Regions from separate parts of the Homo sapiens genome. Here region 1 is linked to region 2. Evidence: read pairs that join two places in POLR2A ChIA-PET (ENCODE). Cell type or tissue: MCF 10A. All regions are shown on one strand. Links, peaks and the distances in the headings refer to the core of each region. The heading gives the core; the rest is flanking DNA. Region 1 overlaps FBXW7 (F-box and WD repeat domain containing 7). Region 2 overlaps LOC105377492 (a long non-coding RNA gene).

The links. ChIA-PET counts read pairs that join two places held together with the same protein. Peaks named below come from ENCODE experiments on the same cell type or tissue, not always from the same donor. Only the 100,000 strongest peaks of a DNase experiment are listed, where the experiment ranks them.
Region 1: POLR2A ChIA-PET joins it to region 2 with 5 read pairs; 6 of 35 experiments call an interaction of 5 or more read pairs at or near these places.

Annotation. Positions count from the first base shown.
Region 1 is chr4:152,326,293-152,331,742 of GRCh38, reverse strand. FBXW7 (F-box and WD repeat domain containing 7) reads left to right here. Exons shown (of 14, transcript NM_001349798.2): 9 at 875-1,011; 10 at 1,958-2,071; 11 at 3,354-3,535. Among named protein-coding and RNA genes, the nearest start is that of FBXW7-AS1, 8.7 kb to the left of the region's middle. In MCF 10A, for the core only: no CTCF peak of the experiment used is centred there; a DNase peak (open chromatin) is centred at 2,942.
Region 2 is chr4:152,275,154-152,284,147 of GRCh38, reverse strand. It overlaps LOC105377492 (a long non-coding RNA gene), which reads left to right. Exons shown (of 4, transcript XR_939354.3): 4 at 1-581. Among named protein-coding and RNA genes, the nearest start is that of FBXW7-AS1, 58 kb to the left of the region's middle. In MCF 10A, for the core only: no CTCF peak of the experiment used is centred there; no DNase peak of the experiment used is centred there.

The DNA.
Region 1 (5,450 bases), core at 1,463-3,962, 50 kb before region 2:
AACATGTATGTAATTTATCAGTTTAACCATTTTTATATGTACAGTTCAGTGGCATTAAGTACATTCACATTGTTTTGCAACTACCATCTGTGTTCAGATTCACTACCATCTGTGTTCAGAACTTCATCATCTTCACATGAAACTCCATGCCCCCTGTTCTAACTCCCCATTATTCCTCTCCACAGCCTCTGGCAACCACCCTTTTACTTTCTGTCTCTATGAGTTTGACTACTCTAGGTACCTCATATAAGTGAAATCATACAATATTTTTCCTTTTGTAATCAGCTTATTTCACTTAGCATAATGTCTTCAAGGTTCATCCATGTCATAGCATGTGTCAGAATTTCCTTTATTCCATTGTGTATATGTATCTAATGCTACATTTTGTTTATCCATCTTTCGATGGACCCTTGGATTGCTTGCACGTTTTAGTTACTGTGAATAATCCTGCTATGAGCATGGGTGTACAGATGACTGTTTGAGACTCTGCTTTTAATTGTTTTGGTTATGTATCCAGAAGTGGAATTGCTAGATCATATGTTAATTCTGTGTTTGTTTTGGGGAACCACCAGACTATTTTCCACAGCAGCTGCACCATTTGCACAAGCATTCCAATTTCCTCACATCTTCACCAACATATTTTAGAATCATTTTGAGAAATGAAATAGTGAATACAAAAATATGCCATATAGAATGTAAACTTTACATTATTGCTACATACTGTGATAACAGTATTGGAAATTTGACAATGTCTTGCATTTCAGTGGTTTTGAGCAGAGAGATGGAATACTCTTTATAAAGATGGAATACTTTATAAAATGTATAACTGTTATTATTGGTGAAGGCAATTTACTCTTGAACTGTAACACTTTAGGGATTGATGAACCATTGCACATCAAGAGAAGAAAAGTAATAAAACCAGGTTTCATACACAGTCCATGGAAAAGTGCATACATCAGACAGCACAGAATTGATACTAACTGGAGGCGAGGAGAACTCAAATCTCCTAAGGTAACTGAACTCTGCACAATGTAACAGAAACCGTTAATCAGTGTTAGTACCTAGTGTACTATTTCACTTGGCAAACTGTATAATATGACACTCCTCTTCTGTAGAAAGAAAACCGTATATTTTAAAATAACTGAAAGTATTAACTGACAATATTCTTTTATTGCTAATTTCTCTAATCTGACAACTAATTGTGCTTGAATAAAAGATAAGTTAAATTGAGTATCTTTTTATCTTACGTAAATGAAAATCTCTCAATATCCTATTGAATTTTACTGTGTCATACACATTCTACCTAAGAATTTGCTGCCTCCTCTGATCACATACTCCAAACATGATTTTTTGAGGAGTGTCTGTGTTTTGGATTTGGTGACTTTTGTGTGTCTTATTTTTACAAATTGAAGCATAATTCTGGTTTTCTGTCTAATAACATTTCAAATACATAAAGAATGGTAAAAACACTTGAAATTATTGGGCGTATTTTTACAACTGGAAAAAACCAATTTGGGGAGACATTGTTATACTAATATGTATATATTATGATTTTTTTTGTTTTAAGAATGCTAATAATTGTTACTCTTTGTGGTTAATAGATGCTTATTTTGTTCTTGTGTGTCAAAGTTGTAAAAATTAGAGGCATATTCTTCTGGTTTGAACAGATGGAATAGATTATTGTCAAATACATTGGTGTTTGAACCATCTTTATGAGGTCTTGATGCAGTAAAACTTTAATAGTTGATGTTTTGAGTATAAATAATAGACTATGGAAACAATAAAATGTTTAATTCTGGATTCGTCAGCCAGGAAAAATAATGCTTTATATAAATTTAAATTCTAGAGATAGACTACAAATTACTGTTCCTGTTTATGCCTTCATTTTTCTCTTCACCAGTATTTTAAAGAACATAATTTAATTAACATATTTCTAATCTGCACATCTTTCTTATAGGTGCTGAAAGGACATGATGATCATGTGATCACATGCTTACAGTTTTGTGGTAACCGAATAGTTAGTGGTTCTGATGACAACACTTTAAAAGTTTGGTCAGCAGTCACAGGCAAAGTAAGTTTACTCTTCCTACACTTCACAAAGTCATAATTTTGTGTATATCATTGCAAGTAGCAACTGGAAAAAAGAAAACAATAATTCATTTTTGATTCTTAGTTATTTGGATAGCAAATATCAGAGCTCATAACTTAGCTTTTTTCCCCATATTTATGAAAGCCAATGGCATGAGGATAGTGATGCTTCTCATGATAGAGGTTTCATTAATTTTTTTTCATTTACATAGTTTGTCTATCTTTGTGACAGATACTTTAACATTTTCAAGGGTGCTTTATGTTTTTCTTGGCTCAATTTTTCCCCACTTTTATTTACTATCTAAGTTATACCTCATTACTTTGTAATGTTTTTCAAAAGTATGGTTGAGGGATATTTATTTTTCCTTATAAACTGCTTTGTTGATAACCTACCTGTAGTTTAGAACTTAATAAATCATGTTAATTTATACTTATCTCAAACCCTTGTGAGATGAGAGTGGACAAGGCATTTAAATGTTAAGTTTGAAGAAAAAGCCCAAGCAATCAGCTTGACTGTGTACCATATCATACCTTAATGATTCTCTAGTGAATATTTATTTTTATCTGTCCAGTAGAGAATATTTTCATGAATTAAGTAATTGCCACCTAAAAAATAACAGAAGAGAGTATGAAAACAAAAAAAAATCCATGTCTTTTAAAATGTCTTTTACCATGTTGCTTCTTGGCAAGTATCTTATAAATATTCCAAGTCAGATGTTAAAATTTTTTAAAGCAGCTTTATATTTCCATAGTGTAATATTAGTTTGGGATTTATTACAGGGCTTTAATGTCTGTCTTTACTTGTCTAGAAGTAGCTTCACTGGCTCCTAACTACTGCCCTGGGGCAGATTCAGATGAAATGTGGTATGTAGCCACACCCAATACTGTTGGCATACTTTCATTGAATCTATTCCCATGGAAGAAACCCAGTTGCAATTTCAGTATTATTTCATCAAAGAGGCCAGGCCAGAGCTATCATAACTGCTTTCATGTCGTGTTTCCTTTTTATTATATCATGTTTTATATCATATGTTTGCTTTCTACATACTACATACACAATTGCTTGTGCTTATATAAATTTATAATGCTTTTGAATAAACAAAACAATAAATAGTGATGGGATCATTTTATACGGATGTAATATTTTCTGAAGAGCCAAACAAATTAAATAAGTAACTTTACTCCAAATTTTAATGAGCTATTAAATTTTATTTAAATCACTTTTCCTTTCTACCCAAAAGTAATCATCTTAAGTGTTTTTCCAGTGTCTGAGAACATTAGTGGGACATACAGGTGGAGTATGGTCATCACAAATGAGAGACAACATCATCATTAGTGGATCTACAGATCGGACACTCAAAGTGTGGAATGCAGAGACTGGAGAATGTATACACACCTTATATGGGCATACTTCCACTGTGCGTTGTATGCATCTTCATGAAAAAAGGTAAGGGAAAATCTTGTCATGGTTGGGACTTCTTCCTCTATTATTGGTGAATTTGGGCCCTTTCTGTGTAGAGTTACTGAAATAGTGACAGTGTGCTCTTAAATTAGATTTAATTATTACACTTCAGATGTTTCTATTCTAGGAAAGCCATAGCGTTTTGTCTTAAAATTGGTGATTGTCTGTAAATTTCCTTTCTCATTTGCTAGTGTTGTCAGCTTCCTGTTTGAAACTCTCTACTCTCTAATCTCTAATCCTTTTTGTTGTTCTGTATCTTTGATGACTCATCATATTCAAGCAGAAATCATGTTTTCTCTCTCTTTTTTTGATATTCTTATTTCCGCAAGTGGGACAAATTCAGGCTTCAAGCGTCTGAGCCTTTTTAAATTACCTACCCACCTTACACCCACCCTATCTCTAAGTCTAGGCAAAAGCTGAGGCCTGTGGGTAATTTGTTCTCTCATTCTGAACTATTGTCACAGCTTTCTAACTTGGTTATCTTATGTTTTATACAGCTGACATATAGTCCTTTTATAATTATGATAGTGTCACTGCCCAGTTCTTAAGTCTTTTTGAGCCTACTGTTGACTAACGAATTAAGGAAGAAATCCTCGATCCAGTTTTCAAAATGGTTTCTGCCAAACTGGACTTTTTGACTTTCTCTTCTCAGTGCCTTTGCTGTTGCTTTTATCTCCTCCTGTAAAGCCCTCCTATTAAAATCCTATCTTTCTATTATCGTCATCATACCCCTGTTAAACAAGTGTGATTTCTACCTCATTTGTCAAAAAAGGTCTCTCTGAAAGGTCCTTACAGTGAATCCATGGCAGTCTTTACCTTTAATTCTGTCTATCGCATCTTCTTTATTAAGAACAATTACATTAAGCAGATTTCACACCAGATTTGTAATATGTGAAAAGGAGTACCTTTTCAATTGTCATTTACCTCTACTTTGAACAGTGTGCTATACTGTTAAAATTTGGGGGATGAGTATCAAGAGACCTTGTATTCCAGTTTCCATTATGTTCTCTCAACATTAGGTTCTCAATTAAAGGGTTCTCTCAACCCTTTAATTATCTACTTTTTTAAAATATGGAAACTGTGGTATTTCTTTATCTCTTCAGAATGACATAAGGATACCTGAGTTTTCAGCTTTGTTTTGTAATCCAAAAGTGATTACAGTATTTGTATATTGCTCTGGTTTTCAGAAGAGTATAGCGCTGATGTTGAACCAAATGTTTAAGGGATAGCCATTGTTTTTAAAGATGTACATATCTTTTAAAATCTTTATCTCTTAATATTTTTATAGCCTATTGCATATTTATAAATCTAATCATTAAAAGCATAAGCAGCCTGTGTTTGAGGACATGTCTAAAACTGGTTAATTTTTACTGGAATGTATAGTGTAAACACAAATCTGCAGCTGTTTAAATTCCAAATTCTGACTTGTTTTGTTGTATAAACTTTATTGAATTTTTTACCTAATCACAAGGGAATATATGCATTCATAATTGAAATTTTGGAAAATGGCAAAGAACATAAAGAAAATTTAAATTCTTTAAACCACTACCACCTAGAGTTCTCCCATTAACATTTTATACATATGCCCACATTAACATTTTATTTCTAAAATCAAAATCTTATTGTATATATTTAGAGGCAGCTTCTGCTGCTTTTTAAAAAATACAGTACAGTGGTTTTCAAACTCAGTCCCACAGAACCTTAAGGTGCTGAACCTAAGGTCCCCAGGTCAGGGAACCAAGCATGCAGCATTCTAGGCTTCCCAACTTCCCATTCCCTTATTATGTTTATATACCAAGGTTTTACATAGGATTTCTTTTGAAAATGGTTGTTGCTGTGTAAAAAAAAAAAAAAAAAAGCTAAAAAACCTTGACTAAATCTACCATGTTTTCTCATATTA
Region 2 (8,994 bases), core at 3,782-6,281:
GTCTGGTTTTCAGAAATAATTGCTATAGTCCAGATGAGAATTCACATGGAATCCCTAAAATGGGTTGAGTATCATCAGAGAAGAGACATCTGTAGATTATTAAGGGACTCTTAGGGTTTGGAGTTGATTTTCTTGTGGGGGAGGGGAAATTTTTTCAACATTCCAAGCTTGATCAAGCAACCCTTCATGGTGTCAGAAATTGAGCTCAGACAGTCCCTTGCTCAGCACTGCTCTCCTCACACCCTGAAGCCTGACCTGGATCCCTGGTTTCATTATGCCTTCTTCAAGCTTTGCTTGAGTATCTACAATTTGGCAATGTGTACCTAAAACTTAAAAAAATACTTTGATCTAAGAATTTACTTAAAAAAATACTTTGACCTCAGAATCAATCCTAAGAAAACCAATACTGATATACAGAATTTATAGGAGCAAAAATAAAAGTAAAGAACAGAAATAACCAAAATGTCCAAATTAAATTGTTATACATCCATATGCTAGAATATGATGAGCTATTAAAAATGAGGCTGTCATAAAAATGAATGAGATCATGTCCTTTGCAGGCACATGGATGGACCTGGAAGCCATTATCTTCAGCAAACTAATGCAGGAACAGAAAACCAAACACGGCATCTTCTCACTTACAAGTGGGAGCTGAACAATGAGAATACATGGACACAGGGAGAGGAAAAACACACACTGGGGCCTGCAGGTGCAGGGGGAGGGAGAGCATCCGGAAAATTAGCTAATGCATGCTGGCTTAATACCTAAGTGATGGGTTAATAGGTACAGCAAACCACCATAGCACACGTCTACCTATGTAACAAACTTGCATATCCTACACATGTGTCATGGAACTTAAAATTAAATTAAAAAATAAGAGATGGAAAAAAATGAGGCTGTCAAAGAACATTTCATGATGTGGGAAAATATTGTATATTCTGTTAAGTGAAGCATGCAGATTACAGAAGAGAGGATTTGGTAAAATCCAAATTTGATGTATGCAATTTTATGCAAATATATGCATAGGAAAAACTAGTAGTGTGTTACTCTAAAATGTTAATAATGGTTATTTCTGGATGGTAGGATTACAGGTGGCTTTTGTTTTTCTTTTGTGCCTTTCCGTATCTTCAAAAAACACTTCTTATGATGATTGTATATCTATTCTAGTAATAAGAAAAAAAGTCGATAAATGTGATTGAGAGAGAACGGAGGCCTCTGTGTCTGACCCGCCAGAGGGAAGGGCTTTGCGGAGGGCTGCACTTGGGCCTTCTGTGGCCAGGCCCGCTCTTTGCCCTGAGCACCAGCAGCTATGTCTGGGGGGTCAGCCAGGATGACTACATTCAAGTCTGAGGTGACCTGGGCTCTCAGAGGACTTGTGTGCTCCTGGAAGAAGCATTTCACACTCCCTGAGCTTGGCGCCGCCCACCCCACTATTAATAGTGTTTCAGTGTCTCCAATGGGTCTGCACATTCTGGTCCTAGAGGTGACCTCAGATGCTGCCCAAATAGCCCGCTGGTTTTCTAATGGAGGCTTGAGGGGGAGGTCATTATTGGGCTTGTGGATGTTCTAGATAAGCTTTTCTGACCAAATGAACTCCCATCATCACCTTGCCTTTCCTCCCACAACTCCCATCTCATCTTCCATCCCCAGGAACATCACAAGAAAGGGAATTAGAGAAGTTGTACCCCAAGGGGCACAATGCTGATCGTTGTGTAGGAGATGACTGTGTCAATGAAGAGAGTCCACCTCAGAGAAGGACATTTCCCCTTCTGCAGTATTTCTCCAAGTTCAGCCTTTCAACTATTTGCCCCAGACTTCCCGGCATGAAAATGCAGATCCCTGGGCCCCGCCCTAGGCCTAACAAAAGCGAAATCTCTGGGAGTGGACTCTAAAACTGGAGAGCCACTTCCCCACGAACTGGGAAAGGCAAAGAAAGACTGTCCATGTGTTTGGACTATGCAGCATGCAGAGGGTCACCTCTGAACTGAACCGCTCCACTTTAGTGCCCTCGAATCTAAACCAAACTCTGCCATTTGTTGAGTGTCTCCTGTGTGCTAGACACACCCCAATTGCTTTATAGTCTTTATCACAAATCAGCCTCATGATCATCACCCTCCCAGGAAGTTTTTAGCTACTTCAGGAAACTGAGAGTAAGACGTTTCCTTAGAACTCACGTAAGAGTCCTTTCAGATAAACTTGGTGACTGTCAATTATCTCCTGTTCCCTTTCTCCTCTGGCTTTCTCTCTTCTCTCCCTCCCACACCTAAATTTAATTGACTTCCCTTGACCCCGACAGATAAAAGGGGTCTCTGAGGAGAGACTCCCGAGGTGCCCCACGCTGCTGGCCCTGCAGGTCCTGTCTCCTAGGTGCCTTCGCTAAGTGTTTCTCTCAGAGCTCTCACAAGTCAGAGGTCCCATAGTGCATGGCACAGCATGGATTCAGCACAGGGTGGGCTTGCCCTCTACCTGGGCCCTGCGGGAGGGGAGCCCCCAGGCTGCCAAGGCTCTATCTTGCTGCCCGCTTTCAGAACTTACTGCCTCTTACCACCACAACTAACTAGGCTGCCTATGTCAGAGATGGCTGGTGCCCCCTCCCCAGTTGACTGCCTAGCAAAGATGATATATTCTGAGCTCCCTTGAAGCTAGGCTTAGTCCTGTGGGTAAATTCTGGCCACAGGAATGGAAATGATGCATGCGATTTCAGGGCCATGCCTTTCTTCTATTCTGCTCCTGTGGAGTGGATGTGGTGGTGAGCCCTGTGGACCATGGGGGCAAAGTCCTCATCCTAAGAATGACAGAACAACAAGATGGAAGGAGCCTAGAGCCCTGGCGACTTTGCAGAGGAGGGCTGCAGGCAGTGTAGACTTTGGCAGGAGAGAAACAAACATGGATCTGGTTGAAGCCAACTGTGGATTTGGGGTCTCCTTGTTGGAATAAATCACACTGATACCTGAACAAGTGCACTGAGCCTATTAAAACTCTCTCCCAGGAACCTGGAATTACTACTCTGGAGCTCACTGTGGGGGACCAAAAGTTGTTACCACAGTCAGAGACCTGGCCAGCCCAGATAGAAACCTGAGGAAGCAGGGGAAGCTCTTGGTGGAAAGATGAGTGTGAAGTGTGTGGTGAGAAAGATGCAGAGAAGGGACAGCAGGCAGAGGGTGGCTGTCACCATTTTCAATGCCATTCCGGCCCCAGCATGGTTCCTGTAGGGCCTAGATGTGTATCTTGCTGTTGCATGTCATAAATTGCCCTCTGTTCTTTATATTTGAGTTACTGTGACTGAGTTTTTCTTTCTGGCAACCAGGTAAGTTGCAATTAAAATAAAGTGCCCTTTATGACTATATTATATATTATATTACTATGTATTATTGTTATGTCACTATAAACTATATTATTATAGTTCTTTGGGTTTCAGATGTGTATTTTTCTCTACATTTTAATATTTCTGAAAATGGGATGATGCACTTTTTTTTTTTTTGAAGACAGAGTCTCACTCTGTCACCCATGTGTGGTAGCATGATCACAGCTCACTGCAGCCTCCACCTCTTAGGGTCAAGCAATCCTCCTGTCTCAGCCTCCCAAGTAGCTGGGACTACAGGCACAAGTCAGCAATGCTCAGCTAAATTTTTAATTTTTTGTAGAGACAGGTTCTCATTACGTTGCCCACAGTGATCTTGAACTCCTGGCCTCAAGGGATCCTCCTACCTCGGCCTACCAAAGTGCTGGGATTACAGTTTGTGAGCCACCACACCCAGCTGGATGCACTTTTTATCTCACTTGTTACCTTTTATGTTTAGTGTGGTAAATTTTTCCCCCGTCTCTCTCACAACTGTTAGTGAATTCAGGTTCTGTCTTAAGATCAGCTTCCCCCATGGATATGGAAGCTCCCTGAGGGAAGGGTCACAACAGTGCCAGGCACGTAGCAGATGCCCAGTAAATACATAGTAGGATGAATGACCATCAGCCACAGGCATCATGGAATTAGGAAATTATCCACACATGGTGGGGACCACCCCCTCACCATCGCCTATCCCACCTGCTCTGGGCATGGTGATGACGGTGGTGCTGGCCAAGGCAGCCCTGCCTGGCAGTGCATTGCTCCGGGCTCCGTGACTCCAGTGAGAACAAGGCACCAAACCCTTTGGAACTGTGGACACTTGACTCATTTCAGAGTTTATGGTCAAGGGCAGTTGCCTCATATTAGGTGCTGAACACAGGCCAGCCAATGTGCTGAGCTTTTTACAGGCTCCTTCTTCAACATATGTGGATATGAAATAAATCAGATCCAGTAAAAGCTGACACGTCTGAGTGAGGGATGCGGGCTGAGATGGAGACAAGTACCCATGCTAAAGACTGTTCTGGCAGGGGCTGAGCCTAGGGCTGGGGCTGCTCCCCTGGTCCTGTGTGTCCTTCCCCAGCTTGGCTGCAGTTGGAGGCGATGCCCCAGGGGACACTCTCAAGGTCTGGGTGCAGTGGTGAGCATGGGCCTGGGGGGCTGTGTCCTCAGGGAGCTCCCAGCTGTGAAGAAAAGCACCTGTCCTCAGCCTGTGCTCTCAGGCCTGAGAGCTCCAGGTCACCTAACCCTGCAAGTGAACTTCTAGTGACGCCAGATTTGGGCTGGCCTTAGGTGACCTGGGGAGGGGAAGGGGGACTGAACTGTTTTCCCGCCATATGCAGGATAATCAGAAGCCAGTGCAGGGCCCGCCCATACCCTCCGAAGAGACCCACCCTCCTGCCCAGGGCGTATCGGATGTGGGGGAGAAGAGGCCTTCTCAGGCTCACCCCCACGCTGGAGCTAAGGTGGCACTGACAGGGCCAGGGAAGGGCAGTCAGACGGAAGGGAGGAGGCCCTGGGTGGGCAGCACAGAAGAAGCCTCAGGCATCAGCTGCTCTGGCTTTTGCCTGGAAGTGGAGGATGAGTGGAGACACTGGGATTTAGTCATCAGGAGGCCATGGGTGACCGTCAGGAAGGCATTTTTGGGGAGTGGCAAGGGGAGCCCAGATGCGGGGCTGGGAACTTTCCCTGGCAGGAGAAACATTTCCTCAAGAATTGGAAAGAGCTTTGGCCTGAGGAATTCTGGGACAAGCTGGTGTCACCCGAGTGGTGTCACCTGGAGACCCTCCCAAGCCCTGTCATGGGGAGGTTTGCAGCCTGCAGCAGGATTGGGGTGTTGGGGTTTCCCAAGCTGCCCTTAGAGCTGGCCAGGCAGGTTTGCAGAATAATTACAAGGGCCCGATGTGGAGAGTGTTTGCATATGATTTGCACATGAATAGCCTGAGCTTTCTGTTCCCAGGCAATTTTCAAGTTAAATATTAATTGTTGCTGCCCTTAGGGTTTTCATTTCTTGATTCTGCCTTCTCTGTTTCTTCTCACCCACTTGCTGTCAGTGACTCAGATCTCTGCATGGCGGGGGAAGGGAGGGAGATGCCAGGGTGGGAGGCAGGGGCTGGGTGTACAAGGAAGGGAAAGAACGCAGAGGCGGAGCTGGCAGGTGTTGGGGAGATCAGATACCTACTCCATACAAAAGCAATAAGCATGCAAAGCAACAGACCAGCCAGCGCTGCTACAGAAACTTCCCGGAACTCTCCCAGCCCCAGGCAAGGTCCTATCTTTCTTAGTGATGTGGAGAGCTGTGGTCTCTTGGCCCTACCCTAGGCCAGAAGGACAGTGCCATCTACTTCCTGTCAGCCTGCTTTCCAGGCTCACATGGTTCCATCTCCCCTGTCACCAGAGGTCCTGGCCACAGGCAGCATGTAGGTAGGGCAAGGACAAACTGTCCTGGCTAGAGCTGTGCAGTGCAGCAGTTAGCTCACAGGCTCTATGGCCAGCTGTGCCTGGATTTGGATCTTGGCTGTGTGATCTAACTGTGAAGCTTTGGCAACTGACTTACCATCCAAGGGCCTCAGTTTCCTCTTCTGTAAAACAGAGCTACCAGTAGTGCTTGCCTCATGTTGGTGTTGTAGGGTTGAAGCCAGCTAGTGTGTGTGAAGTACTTAGCCTTGGGCCTTCCTGGCATGTAGACTGTGCTCAATGCAACGGAGCTGTAGATAGTCCTAACCCACGAGTGGGCTGCCTGGTCTCAGCTTTGCACAGTGCCAGGCGCCCCTCACCAGCATTTGATCATCCAGCTTCAGCTTGAACATTTCCTGAGGCAAAGGTTCTCTAGCTCTGTTCTCCTGAGGGTTGTTTGTGACACACACATTATAATTATGGTAAAGGGCCTTTGAGAAGGGAACTCAGAGCCTTTCCAGACAGCAACTTCTGTTCTTCACCAACTCTCATTAGGAGGAAGGACTTCCTTGGGCCGCCTCTGAGCTCCACCCTTGCCAATGGACTCAAATCTGTCCTCTGGGGTAGGAAAGCCTGAAACCCCCTCTTCTCTCTGAGAGCTCATCAAAGATTTCAGGATGGCGCTCCTTTCCTGGGTCTCTTCTTCCCAAGCTGTTTAGACCAAACAACTCGCCCTATCCCCAAAACGTGATGGGTTCCTCAGAGTGGTCTTTGCTGAGCCACTGATAGGGAAGAGGATTCCCCCTTGAGGTTCTCTACCTTGGCCCTGGCTGGGTCCAGAGTCCTCCTGAGGGCGTGAATAACAGCTTAATGTTGATGACAGCTACCTCTTGTTGCGTGTGCTGGGCACTGTGCTAAGTGCTGAAATGCAGACTCTCTTTCCATCTTCACACTCTGAGAGGAAGGGTTATGACCATTACCCCCATTTGCTAGCTGTGGGAACTGAGGCTTAGAGGGGCTAAGGAATTTTCCCCAGATAGCTCAACTGTTATGCTGGGAGACAAAGTGTGATCCAGACCACCGGCAGCTGCCTGCTGTGGGGCCACCTCTCTATGAGGATTTCCCCCCCAACCAGGTTGTCTTTTATTTTTCTTCTGTAGGAAGTGAATGGGCTTGACATATGAATCCTAGAATCTGCCTGTCTCGGTATCTGCACTGTGAGCACTATTTGGGTGTGTGCTTAATAATGCAGCCAGTAATGGTCTTTATTTCTTTTGGCTTTCCTTGTCAATATGATGCCTTGAATTTTTCCTGGGTCTCCTGCATCCGTAGGGATGCCCACGCCAATCTCTCTTTTCTACTGCAGTTACCTCACCCCACCACCCGCACCCCAGCCCCACTCCCAGGTGTCTCAGTGCCTCTGAGACAAAAGCACCATTTTCTCCTCACCCACAAGCTCCAAAACACATTTCTCCTCATTCCATATTATCCTCATGCAACCTGCCCACACCTGCTCTCCCTTAGGCCTGCCCTGGGCTGAGTACTTTCAGCAGCCCAGAGGCTGGGTCCCTGACTTCCCAGAGAAATGCAATTTCTGGATGGGCTCTCTGAGTTAGATGGTCTATGAGTTTCCCCATGACAAAGAACCAAGGCCCCACGAGAGATGATAGACAGCCAGTTCTAACGGCCATGACCTTATCCAAATGTATTCAGCAGAAAAGTCCAGAAATCTCTCTGCAAAACTCAGCCTTGCACCAATATGCCTAGGGAGGGGAAATATGATTAGGAAATTGGTTAACAAAGTTGTGATTTTTTTTCATATTCCCAAGGAAACAGCTCTAGAGGAGGGTTCTTGCACAGAACTTCAGGAGCCTGTGAAGCATTAAAAGACCTGGCCAATTCTCACTGTATTGGGAATAGCAAATTAATGGCAGAGTATTGGAAATACCATGTGAATGACTGGATCTTTATTTTGTGAATCCAAGAGAGAGCACCTGGAAAGAGGAGAGGAGATCACTTCTATGTTTTCTTGTTTGCCTGGACAGGGCGTAGCTACTGGATAGCATGGTTGTCACTGGAGAGGTTAGAATCTCAAAAAAACACCCGTTCAAGTGCTGGCATTCCATCAAGAAGAATCCAGGAGCTGCCTGGGAATGGTGGCGACCTGTTCCAGTTCCATCTATCTCTTCTCCCGACCTTAACTTCCTCCCTGTGGTCATCAGTCTTTGAAAAACAAAGATGACGACCTACATCTCTAGTTTTCAAACTTTTTAAAAAGTATGGACCCTTCTCTTCAAATGAAATATTTTATGAAAGTCTAAAGTATAAAACAAATCAAAGGGAAGCTGCTTTGGTGAAGACAATGTGTTCTCTGCCAGTGATTCTCTTAGAGCCCTAGGAAATCCGATGGGCAAGTTCAGGATCCACTTCTGACCTGATCTCTAGATGCCCATCCGCTCCAGGGGAACCAGAGGAGACTCTGGTCCTTGGAACTTGGACTCGGTAAGACCATTCGAGGCCCTGGAATGGTGGCTGCTGGGCTTTGTTGGTAGAATTCTTGAGCACCGCACTTGGTGGTCTCTTTTCCTTGCTTTTTTTTCTTACCTTTTCTCCTCTTTCCTGTTCTTTCTTTTCCTTCTCCTCCTGTCATTTGGAGACAGAGCACTGCCCCACCGGTGGTTTTCATTGTGGATCCTAAAAGCTGCTGCTGAGTCCCAATCTAGAAAGCTCCCCCAGGCCTATTGAGAGGACACAGAGAATTCTCCAGTGACACCCCCAGCCAGTGGCCCTTGCTAACTGAAGAAAGGTCATGATCGGGTCCACTGTTGGGAGCAAGTGGGGAGGGGTTGCCAAAATAGGCCATTATTTCGTGGATTTATAACCTCCTGCACCTGAGGTACAGTGTCAATGTTGCTGGGAGAGACGTCTTTTAATGTCCTGGGTCATTAAAACCCAATAATCTCTTTGAAATGGCTTAACTGCTTCCTGCAAGAGATAAAGTAAATAAAACTGCCATCTCTGTGTCCGCTGTCACTGTATTGATGCAGCATTTCTTTTCTTTTTTTAATAACTGCATTCATTTTATTTGAGGCCAATGCATTTATGCCATACTGGTGGTTTATAAATTTGGTAATTAAATCCTGTTATCTTGACACTAAGCACAGAATAAGAAGCAGTTGTGATGCTTCCGAGAGGAAAAACACTGTGAGGGGAGAAAAGAAGATTTGTTTTGCATTTTTAAAAAAATAATTTTCATGGAA